Regions from separate parts of the Homo sapiens genome. Here all the other regions are linked to region 3. A link is a loop called in an ENCODE intact Hi-C map of the cell type or tissue named here. Cell type or tissue: heart right ventricle. All regions are shown on one strand.

Region 1 (8,000 bases), 210 kb before region 3:
TCCTGCAAACCTCCTTTCTCACAGTCAGGATCCTTTTTTGCCTTAGAGTCCTTCCTGAAGGAGCTGTTATGGATGAGAGAGCCACAAGTCCAACCTCATGATCTGATCTAAAACTGGGTGGCCTCCTCCCAGTCACCTTCTTTTATTAGCCTTATATTAACCATTAACCTTCATTGATCTTTATGATTCTGGGTTTCACAGCTTCTGTTTCTGTTGAATTCCCTAACTTTAAGAACCATGTTTTTGCTTTTATCAGCCTGGGAGCTAGGTCCCTGGAGACAAGAATTTTAGAACAGTTATGACTCTCTCTGGGAGTGTACTAAGGTTAGTCTGAATCCTTCTGGGGAATTCAGGTTTGAAGGAGTTAGAAGAGTGCTAACATCACCGTCACTGTTACCTACCAATGGATGCTTCCTGGGTGCAAGACCAAAGATGTTCTTTGGTGTCTAGTCCCTTGTCTCATGTCTAATGTAACCTGCCATTTTCCTTTACAGGTAGGAGCAACGGTGGGAATGCCCTCTGAGGAATGCAGTGATGTCCATCAGTCACCTCTCACCCAGAGCCTGGCAAATTCAGTCTCTTTCACAGAACCTAAAGCCAAGCCAGGTAGGGGCCTAAAGCCAATCAGAGGTCACTGGCCTGCTTTTGTGTGGGATGACCCTACTCCCATCCCACCCCACCCCACCCCTGGTCTTAGAGAAGTTTCTTTCTTTTTTTTTTCTTTTTTAATTTTTATTTTTTGAGACAGAGTCTCACTCTGCCGCCCAAGCTGGAGTGCAGTGGCGCAATCTCAGCTCACTTCAACCTGCGCCTCCGGGGTTCAAGTGATTCTCGTGCCTCAGCCTCTTGAGTAGCTGGGTAACAGGCGATCTTTTTTTTTTTTTTTTTTTTTTTTATGGAGTTTTGCTCTTGTTGCCCAGGCCGGAGTGCAGTGGCATGATCTCGGCTCACCGCAACCTCCGCCTCCCGGGGTTCAAGCGATTCTCCTGCCTTAGCCTCCTGAGTAGCTGCGGTTACAGGCATGCACCACCACACCCGGCTCATTTTGTATTTTTAGTAGAGATGGGGTTTCTCCATGTTGGTCAGGCTGGTCTCCAACTCCCGACCTCAGGTAATCCGCCCGCCTCAGCCTCCCAAAGTGCTGGGATTACAGGCGTGAGCCACCGCACCAGGCTAACAGGTGATCTCAGGGAAGTTTCTTATTCCGAAAGATCTCCAGAGGAGTTTCCTTAGCTTTTTATTTGACCCTATATTCTGATGTTCTGCCTTCTGATTAATAGATTCTCCCTTCCAGCTAGAGCAGGTAACCCCCTTTCTTGGCATTCCTGTTCTTTCCTCTTGTCCAGCTGTGCTAATGGATGTTCCTCTACAGTGGGTTGCTGATGTCAGTTAGTGGGTTACTCTCAGCCCTCTCCTCCAGGGCAGCTAGCCCTCTAGCCCACAACCCCATCTATATACACAGCCTTGCAGGGTCTCACTCCTGTTGCCCAGGCTGTAGTGCAATGGCATTATCATAGCTCACTGCAGCCTCAGGTGATTTCTCCTACCTCATCCTCCTGAGTAGCTGGGACTAGAGGCGTGTGCCACCATGCCTAGGTAATTTTTTGTATTTTTAATAGAGACAGGGTTCCACCATGTTGCCCAGGCTGGCCTTTAACTCCTGGACTCAAGCAGTCTGCCTGCCTCTGCTCCTAAAGTGCAGGGATTATAGACGTGAGCCACTGTGCCCAGCCCCAAAAAGCTTTTTTTTTTTTTTTTTTTTGAGACAGAGTCTTGCTCTGTTGCCCAGGCTGGAGCGAAATGGCGTGATCTCAGCTCACTGCAGCCTCTGCCTCCCAGGTTCAAGTGATTCTCCTGTCTCAGCCTCCTGAGCAGCTGGGATTACAGGTGCCCGCCACTACGCCTGGCTAATTTTTGGTATTTTTAGTAGGGACGGGGTTTCACCATGTTGGCCAGGCTGGTCTTGAACTCCTGACCTCAGGTGATCTGCCCACCTCAGCCTCCCAAAGTGCTGGGATTACAGGATTTTTTTTTCCTTCCTTCCTTCCTTTTTTTTTTTGAGATGGAGTCTTGCTCTGTCACCCAGACTGCAGTTCAGTGGCACGATCTCGGCTCACTGCAACCTCCACCTTCCGGGTTCACGCCATTCTCCTGCCTCAGCCTCCCAAGTAGCTGGAACTACAGGCGCCCGCCACCACGCCTGGCTAATTTTTTGTATTTTTAGTAGAGATGGGGTTTCACCATGTTAACCAGGATGGTCTCGATCTCCTGACCTCATGATCCGCGCACCTCGGCCTCCCAAAGTGCTGGGATTACAGGCGTGAGCCACCGCGCCCGGCCCCTTCCTCCTTTTTTATGGAACACTTTACAAATTTGCATGTCATCCTTACACAGGGACCATGCCAATCTTCTCTGTATCATTCCAATTTTTTCTTTTTTTTTTGAGACGGAGTCCTGCTCTGTCGCCCAGGCTGGAGTGCAGTGGCACAATCTCAGCTCACTGCAAGCTCCGCCTCCTGGGTTCACTCCATTCTCCCGCCTCAGCCTCCTCAGTAGCTGGGATTACAGGCGCCCCCCCACCACGCCTGGCTAATTTTTTTTTGTATTTTTTAGTAGAGACGGGGTTTCACCATGTTAGCCAGGATGGTCTCGATCTCTTGACCTCGTAATCCGCCTGCCTCGGCCTCCCAAAGTGCTGGGATTACAGGTGTGAGCCACTGTGCCCGACCTCCAATTTTTTTAGTATATGTGCTGCCAAAGCAAGCACCAAAAAGCTATTTTCTATTTCTTTCTTCTCAGTCAAGATAGGGCAGTTCTGTCCCTTCTCACTACCTCTAATCAGCTTCTTCACTTCCTTTCCAGGTTCAGTGGGAAATCCCACCTGTCCAAACACTGTGTGAGACACCAGAATTAGAGGCCTGCAAGCCTGCTTCCTTCATCCCCAATGCCCAGATGGGACAGGTCACCAGCCTCCTGTGTCTACCCCCACCTTTCTTGCTTGCTGGTAGGTGTGCTGCTCCCCCTACCCATCAACCCCAAACAGGGTTATGTTTCTCTCTCGGAGTATTTTTCTCTGTTATTAAATGTCTCCAACAAGGGGAAGGCCTTGGTGACTCGCCTGTATGTCTTCGTAACTTCCAGCCCGAATCTGTAAAGAGCCGCTAACCTCCTGGTATCAAATGTCCATCCCTTTTTCTATAGTTCATGACCATTTTTCCCATTTAGTGGGTGTGGGAATGGACCAGTAAACAGATGGTATTTGGTACTGGAGAGGGAGAGTCTAATGACAGGTAGCCTTTCTTCTGGGGGCTAGAAATCTGAAGCCACAGATGTGCATTCTTCCTAGTTGCTTGCTATCCTGGGAGAGTACTAGGATTTTTTTTTTTTTTTTTTTTTTTGAGACGGAGTTTCGCTTTTGTTGCCCAAGCTGGAGTGCAATGGCACGATCTTGGCTCACTGCAACCTCTGCCTCCCGGATTCAAGCTATACTCCTGCCTCAGCCTCCTGAGTAGCTGGGATTACAGGCATGCGCCACTATGCCAGGCTAATTTTTGTATTTTTATTAGAGATGGGGTTTCTCCATGATGATGAGGCTGGTCTCGAACTCCCGACCTCAGGTGATCCGCCTGCCTTGGCCTCCCAAAGTGCTGGGATTACAGGTGTGAGCCACTGCGCCTGGCCTACCTGGATCTTTTGAGCGAATGGTTTTATGTGTGCATTTGTTTTTAATAATATCCAGACTGTTCCGAAAGGAAAGATGATTTATCTAGTGTCTATTTCCCAGGACCAGGATCTTAGGCTCTGAGAATCTGTCCATACTCATTCCCAGATGCCTCCAGGAAGTGGAGAATAGATGGCCATAAAGCAGAATCAACTACTAGGTGTTACTGTCTTGAGCTCAGGTGTCAGCTCTCCTCTGGGGGCTGTTGAGAGTTGCAGGGTCAGGTGTGGGCAGAGCATCTCCCTGCATCCTGGGCATAGGAGGTGACATCAGCTTATCCTCTTGACCCTAGGCCTCCTCTCTCTGCAGTGCCTCTCTCATCCCTGCAATCCAGACAGCACATGCAGCAGCTCAAGTAAGTGCCACCTCTGGGTAAGGTGCTCCCTCTCCTGGTAGGCATATGGGTTGAGTTAGAGGTGAAGCAGGTGGGCTGAGGTAGACAGAGGGATAGAGCAAGTGTTAGCAAGAAACGTCCCTGGATGTAGTCAAGCAGTAAGTATGCATGGGGTACCTTGAGCACCAGCATTTATAACTTATCTTCATGTCTTCTGTCTACCAGGTTATCTGATCACACAGAACAGGCCTGCCAGTTGGGCAGCTGCAGTCATGGTTTCTGCCACACGAGGGCGCTGCTGGCCAATTAAAACTCATGCCCCTTAGCAGACAGTTTGGGGATGAGGGCACCCTTTCTCCAAAACAGGGGTCAGAAACTCTGGGGCTCTCTGGGCCCCAGAGAGCATGGGCCCAAAAAGTGAGACAAATATTTGGTACCACTTGTTCTTCCTTGAAAATGGCCTGAGACCCCTAAACACTTTGCTCTAGTGGCCTGACATCTCAATGTGCTTCCAGCTGAACTTGGGAAGCCCCCTCTTTCCAGGCACTTAACACCTTGCACAGGTGCATCTCTCCCTTAAGGTGTAGCAGGTTCCAGCTGTATGCCCCGTTGTCCCCCTGCCTTAATGGCAGTCACTTTCCGACCCAGATGGTGGAGGTGCCTGTGGTTTTTAGGGGGAAAAAATCTCTTATAATTGTTCTAAGAAAAGTGTTTTGTTAGTGAGAAAGTGTTAGGGGTGACTGAAGCCTGGGAGAGTTAGTCTCCCCGTCACCTACTCCAGCACAAACCTATAGAATTCAAGATGGTCTAGTGGATGTTTGCAGCCTCAGTGGCTGGAATACACCCCAGGACATTCCAGGGCCCTGAGCCAAAAATGGTGTCAGAAAGCTGGATAGGAGTGTGGGCTGCTTTGGGCCATGAGCCTCATACCCACCCTGTATCAGGCAGTGTTTCTGCTAGGGGTGCCAAATGGCCCTGGGGCCTCTATGGGACTGAGGACTCCACAATTGACCCTCCATCTCCATGAAGCCCTTCCAGGCTGAACAGGCTAAGGGACATGACAGAGGTTCTCCTCCTCCTTCCTACCCCCATGCCTGAGGGCCCCTCCCCAGGAGGACAGCTTGATTAAACAGTCGGTGCTGCTGGAATTACTGCACAGCTGGCGCTCCCCCCAGCACCCCGAGCAGAGCAGCAGTGCAGATTAAAATCTCCAATTAGCGTTAAAGTGAAGTGAGGAGGTGCTGAGGCTGCCAAGGAGGCCAGACGGGGGCCCTGGGTTGGCAAAACCCCCACTCTTGCCTGGATTCTGAGTGTCACCCTTAGTCACCCCTACTTTCCCAGCTCCTCTCCCAACAGCTTTCAGTGCCCATTAGTTTTGTATCGCTTGGGGCCAGAGGGCTTTGCAGAGGGGTGGAAGGGGGCAAATGCCTTACCTAAAATGCTAGGGACACCGTAAGTATGGAGGAGGAGAGCGGTCAGTGCTCATCAAGGGAGATACCCTATTCACTGCCTGCCAGGCAGCCAGGCCAAGGTGACTTCACGCTACAGCTCTGCTTCTTCTTTTTGCTTGAAGAAAAGATAAACAGGACGGGTCCTTTCAGGTCCTTTACCTATGAAGTGCTAGGGGACATGGTGCCCACATGAACATCTCTCTCTGCATATTTTATCCTATCTGACCCATCTGCTCCCACCGAAGTTATGGCTCCTTCCTCCCTCTCTCCATTCTTCTCTCAGCTTTCCTGTGGGCAGGGGTAGGCACAGCCAGGCTTGGGAGCATCGCCATGCCCTGCCACCTGGGTCCCAGCCTGCTCCTCGTTATAGTCTTCCCAGTTTGGGGAAGAGCAGTGATATGCCAAGAATGGAGGCCTCAGACTCTCCCAATCCCTGATTTTTACATGTCCCCCTATAAGGCCCCTCTGCCATCTACACTTTTGCCCTTCATCCACAAAGCCCAAAAGGAAGGCATTATAGCTAGCCATGCCCTCTGACTGCCCTCTGCCCCTTTAAGGGAAATGGAAATGGGTACCCAGCTGACTGAACCTACTCAACACCTCCAGAAATTAGACACTAGGGCATGGTGCCACCCTCCCAGGCTGGCACATGCTACCCTGGCAGAGGATCAAATAACCCCCCCATCATACCCTGCCCCATGTCTTCCTCTACTCTCTCCCTCATGCTTTCTCTCTCTCTCTCTCTCTCTGTCTCTCTCTCTCTCTCTCTCTCAGCTCAAAGCACAGCTGAGCCTTAAAAGGGGGGTTGAGGGGGTGGAGAGACCAAGCTGGGGCAGGGGGGTATAGAGCTCCAATAGCACGTTTTCACCTGCCATTTAATTGGATGTATTTTTAATTAATGGGACCTCAGGGACCAACATGAGACAATCTGATATCTGAATAGGGACAGGGGAGGGATTGGGTAAGGGAGGAGGATTGGGCCACTGGGTGCGGTTACCGGGAACCCAGGCCCATCAATCACTGGCCACTTTGCGTTCTGGCATGGAGAATAGCGAGGTGGAGGAAGGGAGGCACTGGGGAGAGGTGCCAGGATTTCCCCCCAACTGCCAGGACCTCCAAACGGATTGGAACTATACTGGTTGACTCAGGTCTGGAGCCCAAAATCACAGCCAGAATATAAGGTGAGGCTGTTTTCTTGCTCCTGGGGTTTTGTCTGGTTGGGCTTGTCCCAGGGAGTGCTGTAAAATTGTGAAAGGAAGGTGGGGACAGAGCTTTGAGGTCCTTGTAGAGAGAAGACAAGAGCTATGGACCATAGAACCAGAGACTATGGAGAGACGGAGGAGAAGGGCAGGGTTCAGAGGTATTTCTGTATGTTTTGACATAAAATAAGTGCCATGGAGATTACATGCAAAATGGCATGCAAATGAGGCCTGGTGCCTTTTGGGGTATGAATCGTAGAACCTTGCTTTTGCAAGAAAGGGAACTTGGCCAGGTGCGGTGGCTCACGCCTATAATCCCAGCACTTTGGGAGGCCGAAGCAGGTGGATCACTTGAGGCCAGGAGTTCGAGACCAGCCTGGCCAACATGGTGAAACGCCATCTCTACCAAAAAATACAAAAAAATTATCTGGGCATGGTGATGTGTGCCTGTAATCCCACCTACTTGGGAGGCTAAGGTAGGAGAATTAGCCTGGGCAACAGAGCAAGACTCTGTCTCAAAAAAAAAAAAAAAAAAAGGGAACTTGGAGCTCATCTTGCCCCACCCCTTCATTTTACAGATGTGAAAAACAAGACCCAGAGAGGGGAAATCATTTGAATCCTGTCCTGGTATTGCTTTGTGTTCCTGGATTTGGAGAATTTCTGGGAACACAGGAAAAGGAAAGGTAGGTAGGTGTTGGGGGAGGAAAGTCAAGGGAAGAAGGTATGCAGGATATTATTCTCCATTGCTTGAAGTCTCAAGTTTCTATCCCCTGTCTTAGAAGCAACTTAGGGGAGTCATGGACAGGTTCAGCTTCTATGGAGCACTATTAGGGGGACATTTCCTCTATACAGCTTGTTCCAGAGATCATCTTATCCATTTTCTTGCTTCCAAGTACACAAATCCCCTACAGCCCCTGACCCCTATGGAATTTTACCATGTCTTATAAGATCTACAGGGAAGGAAATGCATTATTTACCCCACCTCCTTAACCAAGAAGCAAATCCCCCAATCAAGACTAAATGCTGAGCTTTTTTTTTTGAAATCTTACCACATATTTCCCTGCTGCAATATAATAAGCCACTGGAGAAACTTATGCCAACAAATGTGTTAAGGAGTAGTCTTATACGTCTTGTCCCATGGCAAAGCCTAGAACAGAGATAGAATTTAAATTCAAGGCCCTGAAGGCTGAATTAGAAATGCTCCTGAATTCATGTGGTGCCATGGCCTTAGAGCTCTTAGACCCCTCTGACTCTTGTAGTGTTGATGTACACTGGAGAAAGGGGCAAGTTTCCAG
Region 2 (8,000 bases), 86 kb before region 3:
GCCCCCTTGCCTGCCTGCATGCAGGCTTCCAGCAGAGCCAGCTTCTTCAGAGCCAGGTGGATCCTGTTTCGGTCCTGCCTAGGTGTGTGACCCTGGGCGAATCTACCTCTCTCAGCTTCTGCTTCCCACTTTATGAAAATGGGACTGATGTCACAGGGTTGTTATGAGATTAAAAGATATGAAGAACCGGGGACAGTGCTCAGTAATCAATAGTCTGCAGTTCTGCACCCACGTGCTCCTGGGTACTCTGCCGTCCCCACAGGGTCCTCAGCTCAGCCCCTGTCACTGCCTCTCCTGCCACCCTTTGTCCACTCGGCAGTGTTCTCACTCCTCATCCCCCCACACCCACCACCTGTCTGCCAGCCTCTTGCACCATGAGTTGCTACTCCTGGGGTGCTGGACTGTCCCCACAGCCATCTGTCTCCCCTGCTCCCCATGAAGAAGAGCCAGTCCCCTCCCAGGTAGCACATCAGAGCGGGCAGGCTCCAGAGCTCTTCTGGTCCTCTTGCAGTGGCCAGAAAGTGGGGAAAGGGGCCCAGAGAGGGGCAGGGACTGACCCATGGTCACACAGCCTATTTATGGCTGATCTGGAGCCAGGCCTTCTGACTATCACCCATCAGAGCCCCTGGATTCCCATTTCACCCAACACAGGTGTTGGGGTAGAACTGGGGGCCCTCCACCCCTACTAGCCTGACTGTCTCCTGAGACCTGTCTCCTAAGACCACTTACCTGACCACTGGCCATGGGGAAGGAAAACACCTGGCCAAGGCTCATGCCCCAGGTTCCCAGGCATGAAGTTGACTGTCTCCGCCCCTGCTGGTGTGGTGAGGGTGACTGGGGACTAGGCACTAGGCCTTTGGTGCAGGCGCCTGAGGACGTGGTTGCACTCTCCCTTCTGGGGATATGCCCTTGAGCCCAGGCAGAGGAGAGCACAGCCAGGGCAGGACCTGGCAGCCCTGGTACAGAGCCCAGAGGGGGCATCAGTTCCTGCTGGTCCTGCTCTGTTTACAGACAAGCTGCTGTCCTCCCTGCAAAGGGGAGTGGGTGGGGCAGAGGGCAAGTGCCAGGGGGGCACAAGGCTGGGCATGTGGCTGGCATGAGACGGTGTCTGAGTAATGTCAGGCACCTGGAGGCATTGACCCCAGGACCTTGGACCCCAGACCTCTGACCGGGGGGCAGCCAGCGTCCAGGTACCCCAACCCCTGCCCTGGGTCCGGCGTCCCCCCATTAGTGAGTCTTGGCTCTACTTATAGCATCTGACACCAGAGGGGCCGAAAATAGCCCCTGGAGAAGGGGGAGGAGGGGGCTATTTAAAGGGCCTGGGAGGGGAGAGAGAATGAGGAGTGATCATGGCTACCTCAGAGCTGAGCTGCGAGGTGTCGGAGGAGAACTGTGAGCGCCGGGAGGCCTTCTGGGCAGAATGGAAGGATCTGACACTGTCCACACGGCCCGAGGAGGGGTGAGTGTGGGTCTGCTAGAGCCCTGCCTCTGCTCCCCCAGAGCACCCTCACTGAGCCATGAGGCCAGAGCATGAAGCCCTGGAGAAATTTCTGGGGGTGGGGGCAGGAAGAATGCCCCATGGGGAGAGCAAAGGGGAACCACCCTTCCTGCCCCCAGGTCCCAGCAGCCCAGGGGAGCCCCCCACCCAGCCTGTGCCCAGAGAGCAACAGCTCCCAGGAGCTCACTGCCCCTCCCCTCTCCCCAGCTGCTCCCTGCATGAGGAGGACACCCAGAGACATGAGACCTACCACCAGCAGGGGCAGTGCCAGGTGCTGGTGCAGCGCTCGCCCTGGCTGATGATGCGGATGGGCATCCTCGGCCGTGGGCTGCAGGAGTACCAGCTGCCCTACCAGCGGGTACTGCCGCTGCCCATCTTCACCCCTGCCAAGATGGGCGCCACCAAGGAGGAGCGTGAGGACACCCCCATCCAGCTTCAGGAGCTGCTGGCGCTGGAGACAGCCCTGGGTGGCCAGTGTGTGGACCGCCAGGAGGTGGCTGAGATCACAAAGCAGCTGCCCCCTGTGGTGCCTGTCAGCAAGCCCGGTGCACTTCGTCGCTCCCTGTCCCGCTCCATGTCCCAGGAAGCACAGAGAGGCTGAGAGGGACTGTGACTTGGGCTCCGCTGTGCCCGCCCTGGGCTGGGCCCTTCCTGGCTAGGACTGTGGAGGGGAGCTGCTGGCCATGGCTGCTTTGTAGTTTGCCCAGAGTTGGGGGCTAGGGGAGGGGGGAGCCAGAGGCCAGGATGCCTGAGCCCCCTGAGTTCCCAAAGGGAGGGTGGCAGAGACAGTGGGCACTAAGGGTGGAGAGTTGGGGGCCAGCACAGCTGAGGACCCTCAGCCCCAGGAGAAGGGACAAAAGGTACTGGTGAGGGCAAGAGGTGCCTGGGAGGAGTGGCCCTGATCCAGGAAAATGTGAGGGGAATCTGGAACGCTCTAGGCAGAAGAAGCTGGGAGGGAGGGGGAGGTGAAAAGGGCAGAGGCAAGGATGGTGGGGCCCCCAGCACCCTCTGTTAGTGCCGCAATAAATGCTCAATCATGTGCCAGAGTTGCATCTCTTTCCTTGTGGTTGGGGGGGCTGGCCCATGGGTGTCCCCTCAATGCCCACTTCTGGGACCAGGCTCCGCATCTGAGCTAAATATGGCAGAGCTAATGGGTACACCCCATACTTGGGGTGGGGGTGGGGGCAGGACAGAGCTGTAAACAGGGTGCTGTCTCCAGTCTCCTTCCCGTACCCTGACCGCTGCCCAGTCCTGGCTTCTGTGTCCAGCCCCCTGGCACTGGGTGGTAACCAGCAAGCCAGCTGGCATCCGCATCCAGGGTTTGTTTCAATGATGTCTCGTGGAGAATATGGAGGGGCTGGTGCCAGGACTGTCCTTGGCTTTGCCTCGGGGTGTGAACGGGGTCAGTGACCTCTAAAACTAACCTGCCTCTCAGTTCTGAATCCAGACAGAATCAATCCTCAGCTGTGTCTCGCTCCACACCCCCTGCCCTGGAAGCCAGGGAAGGTTGGAGGTGCTAGGGGGTCAGGCTCCCCTCTGTGACCCCTGCAGCTGTTGTGGTGACTCATGTCCCAACCTAGCTGCCTCTCCCAAGGAGACTTTCCCCTGGGGACAAGGGGGAGGGAATGGCATGGAGGAGGCCCACATCAAGCGGGGCCAGGAACCCACGGTGGCAGGAGCTGGGCTGGTGACCTACCCAGGGCAGAAGGGCCCGGGACTCATCCAGAGGGGAAGGAAGGGGTCTTCAGGAAGACCACGGAGATGCCACAGGCAGAATTGGCTTCCCATCTGGGAGATAGGTGGGGAGACCCTGGCATTTTGACAGCCAGAACCTGGGGTGCTGAGCAGAATCTTCATGCCTGGCCTGGCCGCTCCTTCGGAGGGAAGCTGGAGGGTGGGCTGCGAGAGGAGTGGGGTCAGAGCCCCTACATCCGCAGGACCCCAAATCGGCTGGGCCCCAAGGCCCGGACTGCGCTCCCCGGTGGCCCCGGCGGCCCTCCGCGAATGCGTCCTGCCCCTCCCCTGCCCAAGCCCTCTGCCCTCACCCGGGTCCGGCGCCGCCCCCGAAGTGGCGGGAACAACCCGAACCCGAACCTTCTGTCCTCGGGAGCCCCCAGATAAGCGGCTGGGAACCCGCGGGGCCCGCAGGGGAGGCCCGGCTGTTCCGCCCGCTAAGTGCATTAGCACAGCTCACCTCCCCTATCGCGCCTGCCATCGGACGGGCAGTGCCGCGCCCTGCTCTGGGGCCCCCGGAGCGACCACAGCGGAGGCCGGAACGGACTGTCCTTTCTGGGGCGGGGTGGGGAGGGGGTGTCGCTGGAGGGCCCGGTGGCATAGCAACGGACGAGAGAGGCCTGGAGGAGGGGCGGGGAGGGGGAGTTGTGTGGCAGTTCTAAGGGAAGGGTGGGTGCTGGGACGGGTGTCCGGGAGGGAGGGGAGCCTGGCGGGGTCTGGGGCCTCGTCGCGGAGGGCGCTGCGAGGGGGAAACTGGGGAAAGGGCCTAATTCCCCAGTCTCCACCTCGAATCAGGAAAGAGAAGGGGCGGGCTGCTGGGCAAAAGAGGTGAATGGCTGCGGGGGGCTGGAGAAGAGAGATGGGAGGGGCCGGCCGGCGGGGGTGAGGGGGTCTAAAGATTGTGGGGGTGAGGAACTGAGGGTGGGGGGCGCCCAGAGGCGGGACTCGGGGCGGGGCAGGCGAGGCGGAGGGCGAGGGCTGCGGGAGCAAGTACGGAGCCGGGGGTGTGGGGGACGATTGCCGCTGCAGCCGCCGCCCCACTCACCTCCGGTGTGTCTGCAGCCCGGACACTAAGGGAGATGGATGAATGGGTGGGGAGGATGCGGCGCACATGGCCCCGGGCGGCTCGGCGGTCAGCTGCCGCCCCCACAGCGGACCGGTCGGGGCGGGGGTCGGGCGGTAGAAAAAAGGGCCGCGAGGCGAGCGGGGCACTGGGCGGACCGCGGCGGCAGCATGAGCGGCGCAGACCGTAGCCCCAATGCGGGCGCAGCCCCTGACTCGGCCCCGGGCCAGGCGGCGGTGGCTTCGGCCTACCAGCGCTTCGAGCCGCGCGCCTACCTCCGCAACAACTACGCGCCCCCTCGCGGGGACCTGTGCAACCCGAACGGCGTCGGGCCGTGGAAGCTGCGCTGCTTGGCGCAGACCTTCGCCACCGGTGAGCGGGGGAAACTGAGGCACGAGGGACAAGAGGTCGTCGGGGAGTGAAAGCAGGCGCAGGGAAATAAAAAGAAGGAAAGGGAGACAGACCAGGCGCCTAACAGATGGGGACCAAGAAACAAGAGATAGCTGAGAGGTGCAAACAGAAGAGAAAAAAGAGCAACATCCCTTAGGAGAGGGGCAGAGGAGAGAGAGGTGGAGAGAGGGGGCGGAGAGTGCTCAGAATTGAGAGCTAAGGTGGGGGATGCAGGACAGACTGAGGTGGAGATGCATAGGAGGAAATGGAGGCAGATGTGGGACAGGGGTGAGAAACTGCCAGGATTTCCTCGCTGAGCCTGGCTGGTAGGTATAGTTGTTTTCTTTCTTTTTCTTTATTTTATTTTCATTTATTTACTTATTTTTATTTTTTATTTGTTTTGAGACGGAGTTTCGCTCTTGTTGCCCAGGCTGGAGTACAATGGCGCCATCTCGGCTCACTGCAACCTCCGCCTCCCCGGTTCAAGCGATTCTCTTGCCTCAGCTTCCCTAGTAGCTGGGATTACAGGCATGCGCCCCCATGCCTGGCTAATTTATTTGTATTTTTAGTAGAGACGGGACTTCTCCATGTTGGTCAGGCTGGTCTCGAACTCCCAACCTTAGGATCCACCCACCCCGGCCTCCCAAAGTGCTGGGATTACAGGTGTGAGCCACTGCGCCCGGCCAGTAGGTATAGTCTTCTAGATGTGAAACCTGAGTCTCAGAGCGGTGAAGTTCCCTTCCGAAGGGCAGCCCATGTTGGAGCTGGGTTCAGTCTAACTCTGGGGCCAATGCTTTTTCCAGATGGAGACACATTTGCAGAGGAGAAGGAAGAACTAGAGAGAGGCAGGGAGATGCAGGGGAGGGAAGGGTAAGGAGGCAGGGGCTGCCTGGGCTGGCTGGCACCAGGACCCTCTTCCTCTGCCCTGCCCAGGTGAAGTGTCCGGACGCACCCTCATCGACATTGGTTCAGGCCCCACCGTGTACCAGCTGCTCAGTGCCTGCAGCCACTTTGAGGACATCACCATGACAGATTTCCTGGAGGTCAACCGCCAGGAGCTGGGGCGCTGGCTGCAGGAGGAGCCGGGGGCCTTCAACTGGAGCATGTACAGCCAACATGCCTGCCTCATTGAGGGCAAGGGGTAAGGACTGGGGGGTGAGGGTTGGGGAGGAGGCTTCCCATAGAGTGGCTGGTTGGGGCAACAGAGGCCTGAGCGTAGAACAGCCTTGAGCCCTGCCTTGTGCCTCCTGCACAGGGAATGCTGGCAGGATAAGGAGCGCCAGCTGCGAGCCAGGGTGAAACGGGTCCTGCCCATCGACGTGCACCAGCCCCAGCCCCTGGGTGCTGGGAGCCCAGCTCCCCTGCCTGCTGACGCCCTGGTCTCTGCCTTCTGCTTGGAGGCTGTGAGCCCAGATCTTGCCAGCTTTCAGCGGGCCCTGGACCACATCACCACGCTGCTGAGGCCTGGGGGGCACCTCCTCCTCATCGGGGCCCTGGAGGAGTCGTGGTACCTGGCTGGGGAGGCCAGGCTGACGGTGGTGCCAGTGTCTGAGGAGGAGGTGAGGGAGGCCCTGGTGCGTAGTGGCTACAAGGTCCGGGACCTCCGCACCTATATCATGCCTGCCCACCTTCAGACAGGCGTAGATGATGTCAAGGGCGTCTTCTTCGCCTGGGCTCAGAAGGTTGGGCTGTGAGGGCTGTACCTGGTGCCCTGTGGCCCCCACCCACCTGGATTCCCTGTTCTTTGAAGTGGCACCTAATAAAGAAATAATACCCTGCCGCTGCGGTCAGTGCTGTGTGTGGCTCTCCTGGGAAGCAGCAAGGGCCCAGAGATCTGAGTGTCCGGGTAGGGGAGACATTCACCCTAGGCTTTTTTTCCAGAAGCTTCCTTGAGGCTAGCATTCTGTACCACTCATTCTTCCCAAACTAAGGAAGGCCAAGGTCAGGGGAGCTCACCGGGCACCTGCAGTGCACCAGGCACTTGTGATATGCCATTGTGTCCATCGCATCATTCATTCCTGCATTCAGCAGCAGGTCCTGCTAGTCTGTTTCCAGGTGAAGCTCAGAGAGGTGAAGTCACAAACAGTGCAGACTGCTTCAGACCAGAACGAGGGAGAGTGGGGATCATGAGGAGATGGAAGTAGAATCTGCAAGGTGGTGGGGAGGTGGGGGTGTTATGATTGAAGCACAATGGCCGAGGGAAGTGAAAGGGAAAGAACTGGCTCCAGCTCCCTCTCACAACTGGACTTGAGTTCTGCCCAGCTCTGCCTCTGGGGCCTGCCATTCCCCATGCCACGTGCCCAGGCAGAGACCTCACCTCTGTTTACTGCCTCCAGCCAGCTCTGGGACCTGCCCCTGCCGCCACAACTGTCTTCTCCTGCCCTCCAGCCCACCCTATTCACACAAATGAGCTGAACAAGGGCAGGTGAGGCTTGGAATTGATTTATTAAGCACATCCCTTGCCACCCTCCCACCTTAAAAGTTTTCAGTATCAAAAGAAGCTAGCGCAGGCCACCCGAGTCCCTGAGGTTGGAGTCCTAGCATAGCTCCCCTCCCTCAAAGAGGGACAAGGGGTCAGGGGCAGAGCAAAAATCCAGTCTGCTTCAACCACGGAGACTGCCTTTGGGATGGAAAGTTTCTGGAGCTCCCTCCATTCTATTCCTGTGGGGCAGGAACATGCCAGGGCTGCTGGTAAATGGCAGGGGTCACCTTTACCAGGGCGCAGGCATAGTGTGGCCCCTGCCTGCCCTGGGGCCACCCTGGAACAGTAAGACCCTCTGGGAAGGGAAGAAACCAGACCCAGCCATAAGCTTTCTCCCCTTCTCCCTCAAATCGCCCCTTCCTCCTCCCCAAAATCAGGCTATGGCAAAGGGGCTGGCAGCAGGGGAATGGAGGTTTTGGAGGGGAAGGCCAGCCATGCGAAGGCAAGGAGAAAAGGAGGATGGAGAGAGCCCCAGCCATCCCCATTTTCCTTCCTCTGCCTCCGAGGGGCTGCTTCTGGAGGGCACTGTTGTGTGGGGACCCTGTGAGGTTTGCAGGAGGCGGGCAAAGGGGCACCAGACAGGGAACATGCACACAGGCAGCCTGGCCATGGAGAGCTCCTGGCTGTCCGCCCAGGTGGCGCCTTGGGCAGAGCTGGCGCTCCACAAGTGATTATTGATGGTGACAGGATTCCCTCATCCTGCTCCAACCTCTCAACTGTGGACACATTCACCGGCAGTCACTCATCTCACATGCCCACCAGCACGCGCACACACGTTCCCCTAACCCACGCTAACACACCCACCCCCTGCACACACACACTTTGAAGCCACA
Region 3 (8,000 bases):
TGTTTTGTAGGTGAGGAAACTGACGGCCCAGTGGGCAGCCTGGCCCCAGATCACAGTGGGAGAGCCAAGATTCCAACCCAGGTCTGAGGACCAGGTCTGGGCATGTTCTGCTTCCCCTGTCTGGCTGACGTCCAGGTGGCATTCCTCAGCCACAGTGACAGCAATAGTGGCCTACTGGGGTCCTCCCTTAGAGAGCCCCTCCCTTCCCTGCAGCCTTGGTCTCTGGCCTGGAGGGTTGTCCTGAGGTGACCTTGAGACTGTGCAGCCTCTGCAATCAGCCCCTGGGCTGGGTCTGGCAGCCCTGGCAGCCACTCCCGACCAAGGCACCCCCATCCTTGGCTAACTCCAGGCTGGGAAGCTGGGACCAGGTCCAGCAGACAGAGGTGGGCAGAGAGGTCTCATGCACACCCCAGCCTGGGACCTCCTGGGAATCTGCTGGAAGAACTTACTGCAGCCCAAGGGCAGGAAGGGTGGCAGATTTTGCTTCTTTTTAGCAGGACTGGAGGCAGGACCCAGTGCAACCTGCTGCCTGCCACCTGCCACGGTTCCCAGAGCCATCCCCACCACAGGCTGTGGCTCGAGCACCGAACAGGGCAGTGTCAGCTGTGTGGCTGGCCATGGGTGCCCAGGGCCACCTCCGAGGTGTGGGTGCCAGAGTTCCAGGCTGGAGTGAGAGTAAAGGGGTCAAGATGAGTCACCTCTTCAGCATGTCCAGGGGTTCAGACTGTAAAAAAAGAGGACCCAGTGTCCCTTCACAGCCTGAGGCACTGGGCAGAGACAAAGCCTCTCTGTCAATCAGCTAATTGGAGACTGTGAGACAGATGTCCTTCCCACTTTACAAATGGGAAACTGAGGCTCAGGGAAAGACAGGGACTCACCTGCGACAGGGGTCGCAGAGGGAGTTCGGGACAGAGGCCAGACTCAGCCCACTGGACAGGTGGTGAAATGCAGCCCTGCCCTGCTCTAGCCTTTGTTCTCTGCCCCCTCCCTTCTCAGTGCTGGCCACAGTGAGGGACCTAGGCTGCCGAGAGCCCTTAGAGGGGGCAGCATTTGGCCCTGATCTGGCCACCTGAGACCAGCAGCAGCCCATTCTTGGTGAGTGTCTGAGATTTCTGGCTTTTTGGAGACGTAGCTGCTAAGAGTTTGGGGGCACAGGGACCCTCTCAGGGCCAGCTCACAGTGGAACCCCTGGGTAAGATCCCCCAGCTCTGAGGATGTGGGAAGGATGCTGCTCTACCTCAGAGACTGCAGCATGACCTACAGTGGTCAGACAGCAGAAAGGACTGCCAAGGACGGCTGCAGTGCTAGATCGGGGAGGCTTGTGGTTCTGAGAAAATCTGGGCTGGTGGGAGGGGAAGCAGGGGCTTCTCTGGGGGAGAGGGTGGGGGCTGGGACCTCAGATACTGTCTTTTCAAAATTGATTTATTGGGTTTCATTCTAAAATTATACGTACTTATTAAAAACATTTCAGAAAAAAACTTGAGGGCAAAGGGGAAATTCCTCATCATCTTTCCATGCAGAGGAGGACCCAGTACTGAGAGAGGGTGACAGGGCCCACATCTGGGGAGCTGACGCGAAGTGCTGCCTGCCATGCATCACACGTTCCAGCTTCCCGGGACCAGCGTGGCCGGTGGGAGCCGGGTGCCAGGGCACATTGCTATCCTTGGCAGCACCATGGGCCTTTAGGGTAGGGGTTCTGTGGAGGGTGTGGCTACAATGTTGGCCTCCCTGCCTGCTCAAGTGTGGAGGGGAGGGAGGACTGCTGCCAACGCTCTGGACTCTGGGATGGGGGTGGGCATGATTCCAGGGGAGCCCACCTCCCTGGGCGGGGCATCCAGACAAAGCCCTGGCCAGTTCTGCAACATCCAAGTTCACGGGTGGTGGACAGGCCCAAGGGTTCAACATCAGGTCAGGGACCCTGCCTGGCTCCTTCCTTGGGCCCCAGTGCCAGGCACCCTGATGAGGGATGAAGAGAGGAAGGACAGGACACAGACAGGGGAGCCCAAAGCCACTTGGAAGGATTCTTTCTTCCAAACTATCCACATAAGCAGTTTTCTAACTCCTTCCCAGAGCCCAAGGGTTCTGGCAGGGGCTTGAGGGGCAGGTTGGGGTGGTGATGGGGGATGCATTGCCTTTCTATCTGGAACTTGAGCCTTATGGTATATTCAGGAAAAAGGCTTGAACCAGTGAAGTACTGATCTGGTCCAACAGATAGAAAGAGGGCCCAGAGAGGTCAGGGCTTGGTCCAACTCGCACAGTGGTGGGGCGTCTGCAGACTGCTTTCCTGTCCTGTGCTGTTGGCAGAACCTCAGCTTTGGGACTTGAGGGGGAGTATGCAGTGGCAATTAGGACAAACGACTCTGAGCTCTCAGTTGAGTTGGGGGAGGAGAGAAAAGAAGGAGTTAGATCCTGGGGGAGTTGGATGTTGCAGACTGGACTCCAGAGCCTGGGGGTGTGGGCGATCCTGGGGTGTGGGGAGGGCGGGCTGAGGCTGCTCCACAAGCGTTCTCGAAGTTCACCATACAAGAAGGGGCGGTGTGGGGAAATGGGGATGAGGCCTGAAATTCAATCCCATGTGGGTTGAGTTATGATGTCATCTGACACCCTCTCACACGGCTGCATCTACCCCAAGGAAGGGGCAAGTTTTTCTTTGATGGGCACCTGGGGGGGCTGTTTAGCTGGAGTTTTTTTTGTTTCGCTTTTTTTGTTTTTGTGTTTTTTTTGAGACAAGTTTCGCTCTGTGGCCCAGGCTGGAGTGCAATGGTGTGATCTCGGTTTACCGCAACCTCCACCTCCTGGGTTCAAGCAATTCTCCTGCCTCAGCCTCCCAAGTAGCTGGGATTACAGACATGCACCACCACGCCCAGCAATTTTGTATTTTTAGTAGAGATGGGGTTTATCCACGTTGGTGAAGCTCGTCTCGAACTCCCGACTTCATGTGATCCGCCCGCCTCAGCCTCCCAAAGTGCTGGGATTACAGGTGTGAGCCACCGCGCCGGGCCTGGAGCTGCATTTTTGTTGTAAGCACTTTGTTCTTACTTGGATTAGGTTTATTTTAGGGTGGTTTGGGGCAGACTGAGGGAGATTGGAAGGCAGAAACCACCCCCTCAGGACAACCACGTGGATCTCCTTAGGGTCTGGGTAGTGGAACTGGGCCCTGTGACCTTGGAGTTGGAGGGGAAGCTGTAAGCAGGGATGGAACGGGCCACCCGCACCCTCACACAGCTGTGACCAACAGGCACGGTCATCCGCATTCACCTGCCCAACTCCCATGCCCTGAGTCCTGTCCTCCAGGGCATTCCTACTGGCACTACCCCAATTTCCCAAAAGATTCCAGGGATCTCTCTCTCGCTCTCTCTTTTTTTTTTTTTACAGTCTCACTCTGTTGCCCAGGCTGGAGTGCAGTGGCTGATCTCAGCTCACTGCAACCTCCACCCCCTGGGTTCAAGCGATTTTCCTGCCTCAGCCTCTTGAGTAGTTTGGGATTACAGGCGTGCGCCACCACGCCCAGCTAATTTTTGTATTTTTAGTAGACGGGGTTTTGCCATGTTGGCCAGACTGATCTCAAACTCCTGACCTCAAGTGATCCTCCCGCTTTGGCCTCCCAAGGGAGGGTTCCTTCCTCCCAGGCTGAGGCACCCTGCCCCACACATCTACTGGAGGAACTTAGTGTTGGGGCCAGGGGGTGGCTGGGTAAGGCTGGATCCCACACTTGTCAGGCCAGGTTGGGGTAGGGGAGGATACACGGGGGACCCGTCTCTCAGCCGTTCTGGGCCGGTGCCTGAGGCGATCTGCCCCGCCGCCCGCCCTTCCGCCACCACCCAAGTCGCATGCGCGCGCCGGGGCCGACGGGCGCCAGGCTCCACCGAGCCACCCTCCGTCGTGGCGGCCCCTCGTGCCTCTGCGGAGGGAAGGCCGCCGGCTTCGCCAGGGGGCGCGCGTCGGGGTCGCGGCTCTTTGAACTCGGCCCCACGAGGGGACGCGCCATCGGTTTCGTGGCTTGCGTGGCGCCGCAGCAACGAGCCGGTCGCCCCGGGGCGTTGCTTAGTCCGGGCCTCGCTGCGAGTCTGTGGGCGAGGCGGGAGGTGCTTCCTTGGCCAGGCGGGTGGAGGAAGGTGTGGGCGCCGCATCCCAGCGTCGCGGAGCCTCCAGGCGCGGGCAGGCGAGACTGGCGTGCAGCGCGACGGCCTAGTCCCGGCGTCCCACCGTCCCCCACTCCCGCAGGCGCCGAGCCGATTCAGCCGCGCGGCTGCAGTGACACCCAGCGGCCGTCGCGGGAAGTGCGGTCGCCGCGGCCAGGCCTCCGGGGCTCCTGTCTCTCGAGGTTCCCACCCCGGTTACGCGCGGGCACCCCGGAGGAGAGCGGCCGCGCGCTGCAGATGCCCGCGGGGGCACTTCCCCTGCCCCTCCCCCGTTTCCTCCCCGCAGGCGCCCGAGCGCCGGGAGATCCTGCGCAGCGGCAGTGCCCGGAAGGGCGGGGCGGGGTGCAGCAGCGGCGCTGGGCTGTGACCCGGGCAGTTTCACTTCTGGATCCTGCTCGGGCTGTGATAGGACAGCGCGGGGGCAGCGGGGGAACACGCGGGCACGCCGAGATCCGGCGCTCGGGACCCCGATGAGGGGAGGCCTTTCACTCCTGGGGTGTCACGCGACCCACGCTTTCCTCCATGTCCACTCCCACCCCCCATGGGTTCCACTTTGCTGTCCCCCGAGCTGCCGCTCCTCCCCAGCAGACACCGTCTCCGCCGGGGCTGCCGACCCCCGGAGAGGCCCCGAGCGGCGTGGGCGGCGGGAGGAGGGAGCTGTGAAGCCGCAGGCAGGGGGTTAGGCTGCGGGCTGCTGAGACGCCGAGCTGTTTCTCAGAAGTGCAGCTGCCCCTCCCCTCACACCCCCCTCACTCCCACCGCGCGCCGCACCCCTGCCCCCTCTCCGCCGGCCTCCCTTTCCTCTCCCAGGCACCCTAGCCGGGAATCTGGGGTCTGGGTCCACGCAGAATTAAGAGGAGAACCTGAGAAAGGGCGGGGGCCGGGGGTTCAGACCCAGCCTCAGCGCGCGTTATTCCGAGCCTCCTATAATTCCACAGGTGAGGGGATCCTGTCCCCTACCCCTGGGGTCCAGGATTGGAATTTGATAGAACAGTTAGGAAAATGACATCTTGAGAGAGTCAGGGCCCGGCCACTATTACTCTAGCTCCAGCGTCCAGTGAGGAGAGGAGAGAGAGGGAAGACCTGGAGCCCGGCTGGTGCAGTGAGGTTGAGGCCTGTCTTAGGAGTACCAGCTGGAAGGCCCTTCAGAGATCCCTGACTCTGGGGAAAATCAACGCCCAGAAGGGGAAGTCAAGTGTCTGGGCTCATCCCGAGAGGGAGAGGGCTGGGATTGGAACCAGGACTCCAAATAGTTGCGGGAGTCTGCGACTGTCTTTTGCTTGGGACTTCAGAGCTTTGCTGGATTCACTGACTCAGCCTGCTTTCCCTCAACACACACAAACACACACACACGAGACACGTGCACGCGCGCACACACACAGATACACAGACACACACAGACAGACATGCAAGGAGAGAGACAGGCACACATGGAGACAGACACGCACACGCAAAGAGACACACAGCTCCCCAGGAGTCTAGCGGGGCAGCTGAGGTCTGTGAGTGAGACATTCTCAGTGAGACACTGAGAATGCAATTCCAGTGGGGGTGGGATGGGGATTGGGCGGTGGAAGGACAAGCCCGGGGGAGGAGGTGGCATCGCCCCCCTAGTTCCCATCCACCACCACCCCCAGTGCTGTGGTTTATTTGCCTAGGCAGCTCTTCTGGGCCAGGGGGCCAGGGTACTGGGGTGGAGAGGCGAGGTGATGGGAAAGGCTGTTCTGGGGCTTCCTGCCCCCTCACTCCTGGGGAAGGGGGGTAGCTGCCATCACCCGCAGGCCTTTCCACTGCAGCCCTTTCCTTGGGTATGTGTGTTATTCTGGGGGAAGATCTGTTATTTGCGGAGAAGGGAGGCAGCTGCCTACTTCACAGGTCAAGACAGAGTTAAAAACAAAACCACAGCAAATTCAACACCCCGTGTCCTTCAGGGACTTTCCATGACACCTTCCTTCCCCCCTCTCCCCTAAGCCAGGGAGCACCTCCCCAGAGGGCCTCCCCACCCCAGGTGCAGTGGCTTTTGGCTTTTATGCAAACAACTGTCTGATCCCGGAATGCTCCACAGCCCGAACTGTGGCCTGGGCCGAATGTGCCCCTCCACCATCCCTTGGGCCAGTGTTTCTGGTCTTCCTGGAGTTGTGACCTCCACTCTTCCTCAGACCCTGGATTCTGAGGGACAGGAGATGAGGGCAGGAAGCTAGGTCCTTTCCCCCTGCCTGCCCTCGGGTGGCAGTTGCCTGCAGGTGGAGGGTTTGGGCACAGCAACCTAAGTGAATGGTCCGGGGTTTTGAGTGATGGGGGAGGGGAAGAAGGAGGGTGCAGGTGTGGGGTGGCCTCCACTGCCAGGCCCACCACCCTCTAGGGCATTGAATTAGCTCCCAAGATCAGGAAGGAAAACTCTTCTCAGGCTGGGAGTCCATTCAACCCCAACGCCAGTGTGGACCTCCGGTCCTGCTCACTGGCAAAGGGGGTCAGGATCTCCCTGTCTCCCTCTCTTCTGCCTGAGCTGCTTCTGCTTTGGGGAGGGATTTGGGGATGGGGAAGGCCATATAATCTTCTCTCCAGGGCTGAAAACCAGCTACTGAGGGGCCGTTTTTGAATGTATTCAGTGCTAAAATGCAAAGGCAGGGTGCCATGCCATTCCTTTCTCCTCCTCAGCTTGAGCAAGACTGGGAAACCTGTAGGAGACCCTCAGCCAGTTTGAACATTTTGGAGTGCTGATGGGAGGGAGATGATGCTGATCATGGAGCCAGAGGACGCTGGTGCCAGCCTAGCCCCACATTTGTTAGTCTTAAAACTTCAGACAATCTTTCTCATGCCTCTTCCACAGAAGACGGAAAATGGAGGGTGCTTTAGATGAGGCTGAGCAGAAGGCCAGACTCTCTCTCTACTTTCTCTAACGTTTTCTAAGAGAGAACACAATGATGATGGAAAGAAAGCAGCCTCATCCCTATGCCATTCTCCTAGGACTTTTCCCCCTAACACCTTCGGTTTGGGTCTCCAGGTATCTAAAAACTGTATTTAAATATGGTCGAGTTTAAGGACTGCAACTCAAGTTTCCCAATGTGGATGTCTGTGAGCCCCCACACATGAAAAAGTCAGAACTTGACTGTATTTTAAGAAGAATCTCTGTTGAGGGAGGAAGGCAGAGCAGTGACTTGGAATAGGGGTGCACCATGCTGAATGTGCTGATCATGCTAAGTCCAGGTCCTCAACCTCCTCCAGTTTCCTTAGTGAACTAAGGACCAGTGGAACCAGGAACCCTATCTTGTGGGTTACAGGGGCCAGCAGCAGGATCACAGTGGTAGGCTCAGCAAGGCGTCAGGTGAGAACCTTTATTTCAGTGATAATTCATTTTTCTTGATAACTGGACTTTAAGAAATAGAGGGGCAAAATTAAGAAAGTATTCCTTGGGGCGGGATGAAACCCTTCTACATCCTGACACCAGCAGACACAAATCATAAGTGATAAGGATGCACAAGGACTAATTTCAAACATACCAGGATTTTTTTATTTTTCAGTGTAAAAATCAAACATGATAAACCTAGAAAACTATCAGCAGGGCTATTTCTTACAGGGTTCCAGCAAGGGTTAGCATTGTTACATTTCAGAAGCTGACTTTCTTTAAACCATCTTTACAGAGGAGTAAACTTCACAGTTCCACACATGGCTGGGCTCCAGGTAGAACTCCATAGGAGTGACGAGGGAAAGTCACCACTGGGCAGGGAGGGCATTTCTGAGAAATGCAGATGAGAGGAGAGGCTGTGAGCACAGGCTGTGTCAAAACCCAGGGCAAGGGCTCCCTCCCGCCTTCCCTCCCAGTGGGAAGGCCACCCTGAGCCCCAAACCACATTCTGTTCC

What was found. Hi-C counts contacts between places; a loop is a spot of excess contacts. Peaks named below come from ENCODE experiments on the same cell type or tissue, not always from the same donor. Only the 100,000 strongest peaks of a DNase experiment are listed, where the experiment ranks them.
Region 1: a loop joins it to region 3, with 6 times the contacts of the local background. A loop is called at or near these places in 42 of 110 quality-filtered maps.
Region 2: it touches region 3 in a loop (3.0-fold over the local background); 13 of 110 quality-filtered maps call a loop at or near these places.

What each region holds. Positions count from the first base shown.
Region 1 is chr17:39,543,755-39,551,754 of GRCh38, forward strand. It overlaps a transcript of CDK12 not described here and the pseudogene RNU6-233P. Among named protein-coding and RNA genes, the nearest start is that of NEUROD2, 60 kb to the right of the region's middle. In heart right ventricle, a CTCF peak has its summit at 4,329 (motif pointing right); DNase peaks (open chromatin) are centred at 4,347 and 4,927.
Region 2 is chr17:39,664,011-39,672,010 of GRCh38, forward strand. STARD3 (StAR related lipid transfer domain containing 3) reads left to right here. Exons shown (of 15, transcript NM_006804.4): 15 at 1-191. It overlaps TCAP (titin-cap), which reads left to right and starts at 1,339. Exons shown (of 2, transcript NM_003673.4): 1 at 1,339-1,459; 2 at 1,706-2,544. The coding sequence starts at 1,350. The coding sequence ends at 2,099. It overlaps PNMT (phenylethanolamine N-methyltransferase), which reads left to right and starts at 4,443. Exons shown (of 3, transcript NM_002686.4): 1 at 4,443-4,667; 2 at 5,619-5,826; 3 at 5,941-6,465. The coding sequence starts at 4,466. The coding sequence ends at 6,379. PGAP3 (post-GPI attachment to proteins phospholipase 3) reads right to left here. Exons shown (of 8, transcript NM_033419.5): 8 at 7,112-8,000. RefSeq lists enhancers at 1,758-2,495, 2,496-3,233, 4,667-4,826 and a silencer at 4,277-4,526. In heart right ventricle, CTCF peaks have their summits at 4,602 (motif pointing left) and 4,803; DNase peaks (open chromatin) are centred at 942, 2,741, 3,721, 4,561 and 3 weaker places; H3K4me3 peaks cover 4,789 bases; H3K27ac peaks cover 7,906 bases; H3K27me3 peaks cover 736 bases.
Region 3 is chr17:39,750,091-39,758,090 of GRCh38, forward strand. It overlaps IKZF3 (IKAROS family zinc finger 3), which reads right to left. Exons shown (of 8, transcript NM_012481.5): 8 at 7,628-8,000. Among named protein-coding and RNA genes, the nearest start is that of GRB7, 16 kb to the left of the region's middle. RefSeq lists silencers at 3,831-3,970, 4,011-4,060, 4,201-4,930 and enhancers at 5,421-5,470, 5,881-6,190. In heart right ventricle, CTCF peaks have their summits at 4,272 (motif pointing left) and 4,477; DNase peaks (open chromatin) are centred at 4,381 and 5,307; H3K4me3 peaks cover 2,295 bases; H3K27ac peaks cover 3,797 bases.